Linked DNA regions of Homo sapiens: region 2 is linked to region 1. The links are chromatin loops, found by intact Hi-C in ENCODE. Cell type or tissue: GM12878. All regions are shown on one strand.

Region 1 (8,000 bases):
CTAGTCCCTGAAATTTACTGCTGTGGGTTTTATCTGTTTGCCTTTCTCCAAAATAATACAGGCTTTCCTGCAAAAAAGGGTACAATCCAACCATGGTTCATCTGCACTCTTTCCTTTCCTATATTAGGTACCCTTAGGGTTTCTACGCCTACCTTCTTTCCTAAAGTCAGTGATTTTGTTTGTTTGTTTGTTTGTTTTTTGGTAGAGTCTTGCTCTGTAACCCAGACTGGAGTACAGTGGCAGGATCTAAGCTCACTGCAACCTCTGCCTCCTGGGTTCAAGTGATTCTACTGCCTCAGCCTTCTGAGTAGCTGAGACTACAGGTGTGTACCACCATGCCCAGCTAATTTTTTGTATTTTTAGTAGAGATAGGGGTTTCACCATGTTGGCCAGGCTGCTCTCAAACTCCTGACGTCAAGAGATCCACCTGCCTCAGCCTCCCAAAGTGCTGGGATTACAGGCGTGAGCCACCCGTGCCCGGCCGAGTGATCTTTGGGCAGAAGCTACCGAAAATAACAAAATTAGGACTTCTCTCATTCAAGGATTCATACATTCATAAAATTTTAGAGCTGGAAAGACCTTAGAAAGCATCTGGTCCAACCCTTCTTTCCATATTACAAATGACAACACTGAAACCAAAAGAAAACCAAGCAACCTGCCAAGGAGATGCTGCAGCCAGTTAGAAGCAGCACAGGTCTGGAATACAGGTCCCTGGATCTCAGTCTAGGGCTCCGGATCAATGGCTGTCAATGACTTTCAAACCTTTTGTTTTTTAAGCTGCAATCCACATTAATAAACCTAGGAGACACACACACACACACACACACACACACACACACACACACACACACACCCCCCAATATTTAAACCTTTTGATATTTTCTATTCTGCTCTATTCCATTTTATTTTTAAAAGATGTCAGTTACAACCCAGTAACTTTATTTTACAACTCACTGATAAATCATGATCCATAGCTTGAAAAACACCATCCTAGAACACCCATTTTCAAAATCTTTGTATCTCAAATTAGAGAAAGCAAAGGTGGTGGAATGGGAGTGCTGGGCATTGTGCACAACCACCACCTCTTCCCTAGACTGCAGGCCAAACAACTCGAGCAGAGCTGCTGGAAATGGTAGCATCTCAGCAAGAAAATGGCAGAAAGAAAAATGATTGAGAACTCTGCTTTAAGTGGAAACAGCCCACCTTGTCTTATCAGAAATTTCTAGAGGTCACAGACTCCACATGTATTGACTAAGCAAAGATATTTACATTCAGGAGAGGCTTTGTTTTGAGTTGTGAAATGTTGCTTTTTATCTACCTAAGAGTTGTGAGGATGGGCAAGGCTCTTTGGAGAATTTATCTAATTAAGCTTGATACTATTCTCACGAGGAAGGAAGAAGTCATGGTACTGGCAGGAGTAAGAGCAGAGCCAGGTGAAGTGAGGGAAGTATCTTGATTACTGAATTTTTTTTCTGTGTAACATGGCTTTACTCCCCTCACCTTAATCCTGCCCCATCAGGTCTTGTCTTTATTTAAAATGTTGATATTGTATACAGCATAGATATTTTGCATTAATTTTTATTAAAATATTGCGTTAAAATTATTTATTTTAATTATTACAATTTTTAGCATTCCCTTAAATGTTGCACCTCATTGACCTCACTCTAGTCCTGGCCCAAAGAGATTCTGCAGTCAGCTACTAACTAGTGCACATTAAACAAGAAAGTATCAAAAACAGACTTTCTAAAAACTGCTTCTCTAATTACAGTTTTACTAAGCACCATGAATCAAATAATCATCTTAACGTCCTACCAGCGATGTTTCAGAACTAGCAAACTCAATCATCATAAGACAAATTTTGTAGAACATCTTTCATACCTCTGCAGTTAAAAATATTTTGGAGGCAATAAGGCAGGCACAAACCATAGTTCCGGTTCTTCCTAGAAAAGAAAAGTATTTCAAGGAACATACGTGGTATAAAAATACACTCAGAAATATTCAAGGAGTGCATTTTAAGTTGATTTTTCTTTTTTTTGAGACAGGGTCTTGTGTCACGCAGGCTGGAGTGCAGTGGCACAATCTTGGCTCATTGCAACCTCTGCCTCACAGGTGAAAAATACGCAAATTACATTTACAGTAAAAATATCTCTCACCATCTCTCCATAAAAGGACACGATGAGGTTTTTACTAAATCTGTAAGAAAGCAACAATTATGTCTTTTATAATTTTTTTGGATAATAGTAAAAAAGAAAAATTCCCAACTCATTGAGTACATTAATATAACTGATTCCAAAATTGCACAAATACAGTAGGATATTTTTACACCAGTCTCACATATAAATGTAGATTTTAAAATATACATATATTTTCAAAGTGAATTCAGCAACGTAGAAACACCATGTATCAACACCAAGTGCCATTTCTCTTAAGGATGCAAGGATTTTTTTCCAAGATGGCAGATTACAGGCTTTTAGCATGCCTCAGTCATTTGGAAATAGCAAGCAAGTACATAAAGACCAACTCTGTGAGCTTTAATTCAAGAAAGAAAATGGCAATTCCCCAGAATGATGAAGGACATCCCAGATCCTGGGGAGGACATTGCAGGCAAGCAGCCCTCAGGACAGCATTTGACTGATAAAAGTGAGTGAAGCCTCAGTATGTGAGAGAGGCAGACAGCATCCCTCTGTCTCACCTTTCCACTGGAGATCCACGCAACCCGGGCAGAGGAAGAGATTGTTTCTCCCAAACCTTGACGATCATTTGAGGAAAGACTTGGAGACTTTGTGGGGGAAAGACACAGGGAAACGCTGCCGGCATTGTCCCAAACCTGGACTGGGAGCAGGACAACACTGGGGGAATCTTCCCTATCTGGCTCCACCCATCTTGTGCCCCCAATCCCCCTACCCCTAGGGCTGAGGGAGCTCAGATTAATGTGTACTCAGGAAATCAGCCCATTCCTGGGGCAGCAGAGAGCTCCTCCCAATAAACAAGGATCAAGTACACAGCCAGCAGCACTGGCAACAGCCAGCTCTTACCCATGGCGCCATCTACTGGCTTGTAGGTCAAACCACACACCCAATATAAAACCTGCTGGCAGAAGTGCATAGGGCTACAGAAGCAAAGCCAAAAGACCCTACCCAGCATGCTCTACAGCCACACCCCCTAGAGAGGAGGGAAAGGGAAAGAAGAAAAAAAATAACAATAATATTATAGAAAAGGAAAGAAAAAGAAAAAATCCTACCCAAACAAAAATAATTACACAAATTAGAAGTGCTAGCATCTCCAGATGAGAGGGACCCACGCAAGAATTCTGGCACCATGAGAAATCTGAATGTAGTGACACTACCAAAGGATCACACTAGCTCTCTGGCAATGCTTCGTGCCAAAATGAAAACTCAGAGATGACAATAAACATTTCAAAGCTTGGGTTGCAAGGAAGCTCAATGAGATTCAAGGTTGAAATCAACAAAAAGAAACTTCTACATCAATCCAGGAAATGAAGGAAGAGATAAACATCTTAATAAGAAATCAATCAGAACTTCTAGAATTAAAAAAACTCACTTAAGGAACTTCAAAATACAACTGAAAGCTTTATCAATAGACTGGACAAAGTAGAAAACATAATTTCAGAGCTTGAAGACTGGTCTTTTGAACTAATCCAGTCAGACAAAGATAAAGAAAAAAGATTTTTTAAAAGTGAAGAAAGTCAGAAATATGAGATTATGTAAAGTGATCAAACCTACGAATTACTGGCATGCCCTAGAGAGAAACAGAAAAAGAAAACAGCCTGGAAAACATATTTGATGGAATAATTCAAGAAAATTTATTGAATCTTGCTAGATAGACATCTAAGTACAATAAAGCCAGACAGCACCTGTGAGATACTATAAAAAATGAACATTACCAAGGCATATACTCACCAGACTGTCCAAGGTCACTGTCAAAGAAAAAGCCCTAAAGGCACTGGAGAAAAAGGCCAGATCACATACAAAGGTAGCCCCATCAGGATAACAGCAGACTTCTCAGCAGAAACCTTAGAAGCCAGGAGAGATTGAGGGATCTATTTTCAGAATTGTTAAAGAAAATAAATTATAATCAACAGATTCATATCCTGCCAAACTAAGCTTCATGAGTGAAGGAGAAATAAAAACATTTTTCTTTTTTTTTTTTTTAAATTTATTTTTTATTTATTTTTTTTTATTGATCATTCTTGGGTGTTTCTCGCAGAGGGGGATTTGGCAGGGTCATAGGACAATAGTGGAGGGAAGGTCAGCAGATAAACAAGTGAACAAAGGTCTCTGGTTTTCCTAGGCAGAGTGTGTGTGTCCCTGGGTACTTGAGATTAGGGAATGGTGATGACTCTTAACGAGTATGCTGCCTTCAAGCATCTGTTTAACAAAGCACATCTTGCACCGCCCTTAATCCATTTAACCCTGAGTGGACACAGCACATGTTTCAGAGAGCACAGGGTTGGGGGTAAGGTCACAGATCAACAGGATCCAAAGGCAGAAGAATTTTTCTTAGTACAGAACAAAATGAAAAGTCTCCCATGTCTACTTCTTTCTACACAGACACAGCAACCATCCGATTTCTCAATCTTTTCCCCACCTTTCCCCCTTTTCTATTCCACAAAACCGCCACTGTCATCATGGCCCGTTCTCAATGAGCTGTTGGGTACACCTCCCAGACGGGGTGGTGGCCGGGCAGAGGGGCTCCTCACTTTCCAGTAGGGGTGGCCGGGCAGAGGCGCCCCTCACCTCCCGGACGGGGCGGCTGGCCGGGCAGGGGGCTGACCCCCCCCTACCTCCCTCCCGGACGGGGCGGCTGGCCGGGCGGGGGGCTGACCCCCCCACCTCCCTCCCGGACGGGGCGTCTCGCCTGGCGGGGGGCTGACCCCCCCACCTCCCTTCCGGACGGGGTGGCTGCCGGGCGGAGACGCTCCTCACTTCCCAGACGGGGTGGCAGCCGGGCGGAGGGGCTCCTCACTTCTCAGATGGGGCGGCTGCCGGGCGGAGGGTCTCCTCACTTCTCAGACGGGGCAGCGGGGCAGAGGCGCTCCCCACATCTCAGACGATGGGCGGCCGGGCAGAGACGCTCCTCACTTCCTAGATGGGATGGCGGCCGGGAAGAGGCGCTCCTCACTTCCTAGATGGGATGGCGGCCGGGCAGAGACGCTCCTCACTTTCCAGACTGGGCAGCCAGGCAGAGGGGCTCCTCACATCCCAGACAATGGGTGGCCAGGCAGAGACGCACCTCACTTCCCAGACGGGGTAGCGGCCGGGCAGAGGCTGCAATCTCGGCACTTTGGGGGGCCAAGGCAGGCGGCTGGGAGGTGGAGGTTGTAGCCGAGATCACGCCACTGCACTCCAGCCTGGGCACCATTGAGCACTGAGTTAACGAGACTCCATCTGCAATCCCAGCACCTCGGGAGGCCGAGGCTGGCGGATCACTCGCGGTTAGGAGCTGGAGACCAGCCCGGCCAACACAGCGAAACCCCGTCTCCACCAAAAAAATACGAAAACCCGTCAGGCGTGGCGGCGCGCGCCTGCAATCGCAGGCACTGGGCAGGCTGAGGCAGGAGAATCAGGCAGGGAGGTTGCAGTGAGCCGAGATGGCAGCAGCACAGTCCAGCTTCGGCTCGGCATGAGAGGGAGACCGTGGAAAGAGAGGGAGAGGGAGAGGGAGACCGTGGAAAGAGAGGGAGAGGGAGAGGGAGCATAAAAACATTTTTCTAGAGAAGCAAATGCCAAGAGAGTTCATTACCACTAGACCAGTCTTACAAGAGATGCCTAAGGGAGTTCTAAACATGGAAATGAAAGAATGATACCTGCTATCATAAAAACACACTTAAGTACACAGCTCACAGACCCTATAAAACAACCATACAATAGAAAGTACAAAAAAACCAGCTAACAATTTCATGATAGGGTGAAAAGCTCACATGTCAATAGTAACCTTGAATGTAAACACACCACTTAAAAGTCACAGAGTGGGCTGGGTGCGGTGGCTATTCCTGTAATCCCAGCACTTTGGGAGGCCAAAGCAGGCAGATCACAAGGTCAGGAGATCGAGACCATCCTGGCCAATGTGGTGAAACCCTGTCTCTACTAAAAATATAAAAATTAGCCAGGCGTGATGGCACATGCCTATAATCCCAGCTACTCAGGAGGCTGAGGCAGGAGAATCACTTGAACCTGGGAGTCAGAGGTTGCAGTGAGCCAATATCATGCCACTGCACTCTAGCCTGATGACAGAGTGAGATTCTGAAATAAATAAATAAATAAATAAATAAATAAATAAATAAAGTCACAGAGTGGCAAGTTGGATTAAAAAAACAAAACCCATCTGTCTGCTGTCTTCAAGAGACCCATCTCACATGTAACAACACCAATAGGTTCAAAGTAAAGGGTTGAAGAAAGATCTGTCACACAAACAAAACACAAAAAAGAGCAGGGGTCACTATTCCTAAAACAGATAAAACAAGCTTTAAACCAACAATAGTAAAAAAGGACAAAGAAGAGCATTACATAATGATACGGAGTTCAATTCAACAAGAAGCCTTAACTATCCTAAATATATATGCACCCAACATTGGCTCACCCAGGTTAATAAAACAGATACTTCTAGACCTATGAAAAGACTTAGCCACACAATAGTCAGGGGACTTCAACACCCCACTGATAACATTACACAGATCATAAAGACGGAAAACTAACAAAGAAATTCTGGACTTAAATTCAACACTTGATCAATTGGACCTAATAGAAACCTAAAGAACTCCCAGCATTTTGGGAAGCTGAGGTGGGTGGGCGGATCACGAGGTCAGGAGTTTGAGACCAGCCTGGCCAATATGGTGAAAACCCATTGCTACTAAAAATACAAAAATTAGCCTGGTGTGGTGGCAGGTGCCTGTAATCCTAGCTACTCGGGAGGCTGAGGCAGAAGAATTGCTTGAACCCAGGAGGCAGAGGTTGCAATGAGCCGAGATCATGCCACTGCACTCCAGCCTGGACAACAGAGTAAGACTCAATCTCGAAAAAAAAAACACCTACGAACCAAGAAGGCCCAGATCAGATGTATTCACAGCTGAATTCTATCAACTATACAAAGAAGAACTGGTACCAGTTCTACTGAAACTATTCTAAAAAATTGAGGAGGGACTCTTCCCTAATTCATTCCATGAATCCTGCATCACCCTGAAACCAAAACCTGGCAAAGACACAATAAAAAAAAGAAAACTAAAAGGTAATCTCAATGATGAAGACAGCCACAAAAATCCTTAACAAAATACTGGCGAACCAAATCCAACAGCACATCAAAAAGTTCATGATCAAGTAAGCTTCATTCCAAGGATACAAGGTTCAGCATATGCAAACCAATAAATGTGATTCACCACACAAACAGAATTAAACAGAAACCACATGATCATCTCAACAGATGCAGAAAAAAAAGCTTTTGATAAAATCCAACATCTTTCTTGATAAAAAAAAAACACTCAAGAAACGAGGAATCAAAGGAACATACTTCAAAATAGAGCCATGGGCCAGGTGCAGTGGCTCACATCTGTAATCCCAGCACTTTGGGAGGCCAAGGCAGGCAGATCACTTGAGGTCAGGGGTTCAAGACCAGCCTGGCCAACATAGTGAAACTCCGTCTTTACTAAAAATACAAAAATTAGCCAGGCGTGGCGGCACATACCTGTAATCCCAGTGACTCAGAAGGCTGAGGCAGGAGAATTGCTTGAACCCAGGAGGCGGAGGTTGCAGTGACCGAGATTGCACCACTGCATTCCAGCGTGGGTGACAGAGCAAGACTCCATCTCAAAAAACAAACAAACAAACAAACAAAAAAAACAGGCTGGGCGCGGTGGCTCATTCCTGTAATCCCAGCACTTTAGGAGGCTGAGGTGGGTAGATCACCTGAGGTCAGGAGTTCGAGAGCAGCCTGGCCAACTTGGTGAAACCCCATCTCTACTAAAAATACAAAAATTAGCTGGGCGT
Region 2 (8,000 bases), 280 kb before region 1:
TGTCCACAGGGCCAGGTGCAGGCTGCATAACAGCATGGACTCAACAGTGAGAGTGATCAGGAAGTTCCAAGGCCTCTGTCCTGGGGTTCGGTGCGGCACAGACTTGGGGGAGGGCCGGTGTCCTTCCAGGGTCTGAGGCATCTGTCATGGTTTTTTTCTGCAGCAAGCTCTCGTCATCCGAGATTCCGAGAAGAAGACCATCCCTTCAGAGCAGCTGGTGGTGGGGGACATTGTGGAGGTCAAAGGAGGAGACCAGATCCCTGCAGACATCAGGGTGCTGTCTTCTCAGGGGTGTCGGGTAAGCGGCAAGGGGTATCCACCCCAAGGACCATGTTCCAAACCTGCTGGCTCTGGGGTCTTTCCCAGCATCAGTATAAGAGGCAGGGAATGAGGTACCCAGCTGTGAACCACCTTCAACATTTCTTCTAGGTGGATAACTCATCTCTCACGGGGGAGTCTGAGCCCCAGCCCCGCTCCTCTGAGTTTACCCATGAAAACCCCCTGGAAACAAAGAACATCTGCTTCTATTCCACAACGTGTCTGGAAGGTAAAAGGCCTCTGGCTCTCAGCCCACATGTCCACCTGTGTCCTTTCTCCCTCCTGGGCTCTCAGGTCTGTCCTTTGCCACACCCCGTTACAAAGCTCATCCCAGAGGAAGCATGGAACTGAAGGGCCTAGAGGACGATGCTTGGCCTTGGGAATGTGGTGTGCCTATCGATTGTGCCAGCCCCCAGAGAGGGCTGCAAGCTGGCTGCACACCCCTCCTGGCTGAGGACCCCTGGAATAAAGCATCTACTTCCCCTGTAGGCACTGTCACCGGCATGGTTATCAACACGGGTGACCGCACCATCATTGGCCATATTGCCTCATTGGCCTCAGGAGTTGGAAATGAGAAGACGCCCATTGCCATTGAGATCGAGCACTTTGTTCACATTGTGGCAGGAGTGGCTGTCTCCATCGGCATCCTTTTCTTCATCATCGCTGTGTCCCTGAAGTATCAAGTCCTGGACTCCATCATCTTCCTCATTGGCATCATTGTGGCCAATGTGCCCGAGGGCCTCCTGGCCACTGTCACTGTGAGTCCATGCTGTTAGACAGCCTGCACCTGGCCCTGTGGACACAGCACTGGTGCTGGGGAGGCGCCCACACAAACTGCAATCTCCCCCAAGTCCAGAGCACCACGCCCTCCCCGCCAGCGACAACCCTGGAACATTCTGCATAGACTGTTCCTTACAGAGACAAAAAATTTGTCATATTTTCAATATTTGACTGCGTTTTCCTTGAAAACGTTATGCTTTCAATCTGCAATTCACACAGCTTACTCTGCCCCATAAGATCTAGATAAGACAGACTCCACCATTCACAGGTTTTCTAGAAGCTTGATGCCTTCCGCACATTTCTTTGGCAGTTTCTACAACTTAGGCATTTAGGCACATTGCCACACTCCACTTACCTCTCTTACGAAAAAAAAAAATTCCTCCCATTTTTCCTGCCGAGGACTCCAGCCCTTTCCTGGCCAACCCCAGACCCAGCTGTTTGTATGGGCCCATGTCATTCAGTCCCTAGAGAAGAGCCCCCTCCTCCTCAGTCTCTCCTGTGGGGGTCTCAAGGGGTAGGAGAGGAGGGGGTTTATGTTTCCAGTTTTGTGACTACATGATCATTGGCCTGCTATTGTCCTGACCAAAGAAAAGAGAAGAAGTTTTTGAAGTCCAGGTCTCCTCTGACTCCAGGAGATAGTAATTTGGGGAAATTGGAGCCAAAAGAACCCTTTGAGATCTAGGGGTTTAAAAGAATCTTTAAAATATGGAGCTTTTAAAATGAAACAACATAAAGGCTGCTGAATTCCCCAAAGCAACAAGTGTGTCCTTTGGGACAACTCTTTGGCATGCACTGGTCAGTCTCTCTTACACACTCCTGCTTAGGGATCACAGGAGGCGTCGTGATTGTACGTGAACACGAGCCACAGCAGCGTGTCCGTGTTTGCTGCCCGTGGGTCCCTTGTTTTCTTCAAGTCATGAAGGAACAAGAAAAGCATCTCATATTTAATCTTTAAAAAAGGATTGTGGCATAGAGGGCTCTTGGCGGCGTATAAGCCACCAGGTCAGCTTAGCTGCGCTGACAACCACACCTCTCCCCTAAAACTAGTCCAGCTCTCTCCTAAAATTCAATCACAGCTCACATTGGCTATTTCTGTATTATTGGACCTGAGTTCAAATGAGGATTTTTCCCAAAGCGTCCTTCCCTCTCCTGCTAGGTGACCCTGTCGCTGACAGCAAAACGGATGGCCAAGAAGAACTGCCTGGTGAAGAACCTGGAGGCTGTGGAGACCCTCGGCTCCACCTCCATCATCTGCTCGGACAAGACTGGGACACTGACCCAGAACAGGATGACAGTGGCCCATCTGTGGTTCGACAATCAGATCTTTGTGGCTGACACCAGTGAGGACCATTCAAGTAAGTCTTATGGAGAGCTCGGTCTGGCCAAAGCTGTGGACTCCATCCTGGGGCTGAGCTGAGCACACAGCAGGGTCTGCAGCCAGAGGATTGCTGGACAGTGACTCATGGACGGCCAGCCCAACCCACAGCAGCCACTGTTCTTTCTCTGTCTTCCAGACCAAGTCTTTGACCAAAGCTCTAGGACTTGGGCCTCCTTATCCAAGATAATAACATTGTGTAACCGAGCAGAGTTCAAGCCAGGACAGGAAAATGTCCCCATCATGAAGGTAATGCTTCTGCAGCACTTGGTCTTAAATCACAGCCAGTTTGTAGTCACTTGCTGAGGTCTGATTGGGTGCTTGATTTCATCTCTCCAGTTGCTTAAAGTTTGTTCAGTGCTTGCAAGAGCAAGTCAGACTCACAAGACATCCAGAAATTTTTCTTTATGCACACTAGCTTTGAGAATACAAAGATGCTTAAAAGGTTTCAGAATATTGCTTTAGCGTCTTCAGAAAATTCTGGAAATGAATGCACTTCTAAGTTACTTTCCTGACTTTTCTGCCAGCTAAGTGGATATAATCAAAGTTCCTTTTAATATACACACCATTCATGGAAATTTAAAGTGTGATTGAATAAAAATAAAAGGACTCCTGTTAACTAGAATATGGCTGCAGACAAAGCTCTAAGGGGTCCTGGAATATCGGAACATACAATAAACTCTCCCCCTCCCTCCCTCTCCTCCTTCCCTTCCTCCCTTTTCCTCTCCATCTCAATGAGTCACTGAATCCCTGTTCTCCTGGCTTTTCTATTTGCCATCTGTTTCCTTCCCTGACTCTTTTTCTTTCTTATTTTTTTGTTTGTTTGTTTGCTTTTCTCTCCGTCAGACAGCTCATGAATGCTCTTTTTGGCCAATTGCTTCTTTGTCGATATCTTCCAAATCTTTATGTCCAGCTCTAATTTCTTACCTCAACTCCAACCCGAATCTCTGGCTGGCTGTGTGCTTCCGCTAGGAAGTTGCACAAATCATGCTTGTTAACTTCCACCCGTACCCAGCCTGGCTGCACATCAGTGCCTTGCCGCAATTTTCTAATTGTCTATGATATAACCATTCTATTTGTCATTGGAACAGAATATTTGGAAGTCATCTTTGACTTTATCCTTTCCTTATATCCAGTAAGCCACCAAGTTCTATCATTCTTGCTTCAAAATATACATAACTTTAGTATTTGTCAGCAGTACCTTGCATCTAAATAGCCGATTACCGGCTGATTGGAATTAAACCTCTTTGATTCCGGTTTATCCCTCCTGGGGTCTTTCTCGAATGCCACTAATTTCCCTTAATGGTGCTTTTATAGTCACTTAACTTTGCTCAAAATCTCTCCGTACTTCCCTGTTTTCTGCTTCTCAAGTCTAGACCTCAGGCTACCTTTCAGGGCCCTCCAGGTCTTGCCACACCCTCCACATCCGCTTGTACCTTGAACACTCACGGACGAGCCTGCCCCTCATGCCCCTGCACCCGCATCCTGGTTTCTGGAAGGCTTTCTTCTCTGTGTATCGGTAACCCACCTATCTATCAAGATCTAGTTCGTAGCTGCTTTTTTCCACGAAATCTTCAGTCCTCGCAGAGGTCCAGCTTCTCCAAACATCCCTAATGCCAGTAGGTGGCACTGTTGTTTACACGCTTACCACGGTCTTGCGGCCCTCCCTGATCACGTGATAATGTCTCTCCAGCTAGGTGGTAATGGGATCAGGAGGGTGTGTTTTGGGTCCTATGCTGAGGGCATGTTGGTTCATTAAATATGTGCTGCAAATATTTTTCTTCTTTGATTCCCAGAAAGCTGTGATTGGAGATGCCTCAGAAACTGCTCTTTTAAAATTCTCAGAGGTCATTTTGGGTGATGTGATGGAAATTAGAAAAAGAAACCGCAAAGTAGCTGAAATCCCTTTTAACTCTACTAATAAATTTCAGGTGAGTTTTTCCTCACAACCGGTAATCTCTGTCATCGGCAGCATGACCTTTCTACTTGCATGCATCCTTTGCTTACCTCATATTTTGAAGGATACCTGGCTTCAAAGACAGTCGTCAGGGATACAGCACCCAGGCATCTGGTCCCCTAGGTCAAGCTCCCTTGCTGGCCTCCTTCCTAACCCTGAAGCAGGGCAGAGAAAGAAAGAAAGGCAAGGACTTCATCAGGGCCTGGCTGCTCCTATGAATGAGCCATCTCTGTCACAGGCACACACTCTCTCTCTCTCACACACACACACACACACACACACTCACACCACCACTATCAGGTACCTTCTGCCGTGAGGAGCAGCAGCCATACTCCAAAGCATAAATGCCAGGTGGGCAGCAGGGAGGCCGAACACCTGCTCCTCTCACCTCTAGTGCATCAGGCCCTCGACCTACGTGGCCTTGTTCCATGTTCGCATCCGGCCTGTGAGGTAGGACTGACGAATCCTGACTCAGAGGAGGAAGCAGGCCCTTAGAAAGTGTTGAGAGACCAGAGTCACACAGCACCCAGTGTTCCCAAGCCTGACACCAGGTCCACGATTCTTCCACCATCACACAGAGGGAGTGCGGCACAGTTCAGGCCATGGGAGCAAGCCCTGCCCTTTGGGGAGACCGGTGAGCAGCCCCTGGGGTGACAGCCCCGTCGTTTTCTGGGGCCAGCCCCTGTGCTGTGGGTGGGGGTCTCCTTTCCATCCCCTGCTCAGGTAGAAGACGGCCTTCCTTGCCTGGTTATCTCAGCAAGCAGGGCTGGCCGACAGTCAGCCATCACAGCCTCCCCATGTTAAGACAAATGACAGTTGGGAGCCCCAGGTCCCCATGCAGATGGGATTTTCCACAGAGCCCACACTGGATCTGGACTTGGGCTTTGCACAACAGTAAAGTATAGAAATGGAATAACCACAACTGTACGTGTGGAGATTTCTGGTGATTATCCACCTGTCTTAGTTCGGATGGAATTTAGGGTTAGGGAAGAACTCTTTTTTTTTTTTTTTTTTTTTTTTGAGAAGGAGTTTCACTCTTGTCACCCAGGCTGGAATGCAGTGGCACGATCTCGGCTCACTGCAACCTCCGCCTCCCAGGTATAAGCAATTCTCTTGCCTCAGCCTCCTGAGTAGCTGGGACTACAGGAATGCACCCCCTGCCCAGCTAATTTTTTTGTATTTTTAGTAGAGACAGGGTTTCACCTTGTTGGCTGGGCTGGCCTCGAACTCCTGACCTCCGGTGATCTATCCGCCTTGGCCTCCCAAAGTGCTGGGATTACAGGCGTGAGCCACCAAGCCCAGCCTAGAGAAGAACTCTTGTGTTGCAAATGTCTTCTTTGTGGATAGTGAGCCAACAGAGAATCACAGTTAGCTAAATAGACAACTAACCAGAAACATATGATGTAAAATACTCAAGCCAAGAAACCACATCTCTTACGTAAAACCAAAGTGAAAATAGAGTGCGCAACAGTCCTAAAAGACTGTTTTAGGATGAGTATTATTATACTAATAATACTAGTGATAATAGGAGCTATTCTGTGCTAATTTCCACAAGTATTAAATTATTCATTCGCACGACAACACTGTGGGGTGGCTAGAGGATGAGGAGGTTGAGGTGCCGCGCATCAGTGCACAGTGTGAAGATGGGGTTAGATGATGCCTCCATCAGCAGCAGGACTTGGAGCCCTGCTGAAGCTCCATCTCCCAAGGTAAAGGCATGCCCAGTTGCAAAAGGGAGAAAAAGCAGGTTCCATGAGGCCTCATGTACAAGTTGGAGGAGAAAGTGGCTACACAGAGTGGGACTAGAAAGGGGAGAGGGGGGCCGGGCGCGGTGGCTCACGCCTGTAATCCCAGCACTTTGGGAGGCCGAGGCGGGTGGATCATGAGGTCAGGAGATCGAGACCATCCTGGCTAACAAGGTGAAACCCCGTCTCTACTAAAAAAAAAAATACAAAAAATTAGCCGGGCGCGGTGGCGGGCGCCTGTAGTCCCAGCTACTCGGGAGGCTGAGGCAGGAGAATGGCGTGAACCCGGGAAGCGGAGCTTGCAGTGAGCCGAGATTGCGCCACTGCAGTCCGCAGTCCGGCCTGGGCGACAGAGCGAGACTCCGTCTCAAAAAAAAAAAAAAAAAAAAAAAAAAAAGAAAGGGGAGAGGGGCTGTGTGAGTTCCTGCTGAAGAGGTCGGAGGTGCTGTCTGGATGCTGTTAGGGTCATTTTATATCTACACATGAGCGGTGCTCAGCCTCACCAGGGCTTTAGATGTCATGGCCTTGGAAGGAGACGTCTCTGCGGGAAGGAAATAAAATGGAAAGCCTGTGTCTTATTGATTAGAATGGTGATGCCCCAAACACACTGGTCTGTTAAGACATTTGAAACAGTTTACGGCAAATTGGAAAATGTTTTATAAAGTTTTATATAAAGATGAATGTATTTAATTTAAAAGATTATCCTTTGTAGCCACCATGATTAAGGGCAGGGACTCTGGAGCCTGCTAGCCTGGGCTCAAATCCCAGCTCAGCCACCAGATAGCCACCTATTGCTCAGTGACCCTGAGTGAAGCATTGAACCTCTGTGCCTCAGTTTCCTCCTTTGTAAAAGGGAATAATAATAGTACCCATGGCCTTAAAGTTGTTTTGAGAATAAATAAGTCGATGTGGACAGCACTTAGAACAGTGCCTGGCACGTGGTACATACCATAAAAGTGTTTCATATTATCCCTATGTTTTAAATGTAAAAAGCCTTATCTTGGCCAGGTACAGTGGCTCACACCTGTAATCACAGCACTTTGGGAGATCGAAGAAGGCAGATTGCTTGAGCCCAGGAGTTCAAGACCAGCCTGGGCAATATACCAAGACCTTATCTCTACAAAAAAAACAAAAAACGAAATTAGCTGGGCATGGTGGCACATACCTGTAGTCCCAGCTACTTGGGAGGCTGAGGTGGGAGGATTGCTTGAGCCTGGGAGGTCGAGGCTGCAGTGAGCTGTGATCGTGCCACTGCACTCCAGCCTGGGGCACAGAGTGGGACCCCGTCTCAAAAAAAAAAAAAAAAAAATTTAAGAGAGAAAGAGAGAAAGAAAAAGAAAAGGCCTATATTTTAGAAAGTGATAGAGCTGGGAGGTTTTCTGTTTGGTTTGGTTTTTGTTGGTTGGTTGGTTTTCTCAATGTCTTTACTTGATCATTAAAAAAAGCAGCAGCAGCAGCTGGTAACCCTATTTGCCCTATACTTCTTTTTGTACTCATCTTTGATACCCAGAAGTCTAAGAAATACTGATTTGTAAAGAACTGTTTTACCCAAAATTGTAGCACTTTTCTTTGCAACTTATTTTCTCCCAAACACTCCAGCTTCCTGAGATTCCTCTTGAGTGCTTAGAAGAGTACCTGGCTTATCAGAAGGGCTAGATAAGAGTTAGTCCTTTTATTCTTGTATATCGATTTTTTTTGCATATCTTATTAGGATGGATCTAGAAGTAGAATTGCTGGGTCAAGAGCATTCCTATTAAAATGGAGACTCCTGTGACTCGGCTGTCTTCCTGAAACATTATACGTGGAAGTGTCCACTTCCTCACAC

The links. Peaks named below come from ENCODE experiments on the same cell type or tissue, not always from the same donor. Only the 100,000 strongest peaks of a DNase experiment are listed, where the experiment ranks them.
Region 2: it touches region 1 in a loop (13-fold over the local background); 19 of 110 quality-filtered maps call a loop at or near these places.

Annotation. Positions count from the first base shown.
Region 1 is chr13:24,965,514-24,973,513 of GRCh38, forward strand. It overlaps the pseudogene TPTE2P1. Among named protein-coding and RNA genes, the nearest start is that of CPAP, 47 kb to the left of the region's middle. RefSeq lists an enhancer at 4,082-4,989. In GM12878, a CTCF peak has its summit at 3,055 (motif pointing left); no DNase peak of the experiment used is centred here; H3K4me3 peaks cover 436 bases; H3K27ac peaks cover 361 bases.
Region 2 is chr13:24,690,175-24,698,174 of GRCh38, forward strand. ATP12A (ATPase H+/K+ transporting non-gastric alpha2 subunit) reads left to right here. Exons shown (of 23, transcript NM_001676.7): 6 at 164-298; 7 at 430-547; 8 at 808-1,076; 9 at 2,255-2,453; 10 at 2,613-2,722; 11 at 4,270-4,404. Among named protein-coding and RNA genes, the nearest start is that of ATP12A, 14 kb to the left of the region's middle. RefSeq lists an enhancer at 3,619-4,818. In GM12878, a CTCF peak has its summit at 4,106 (motif pointing right); a DNase peak (open chromatin) is centred at 4,108.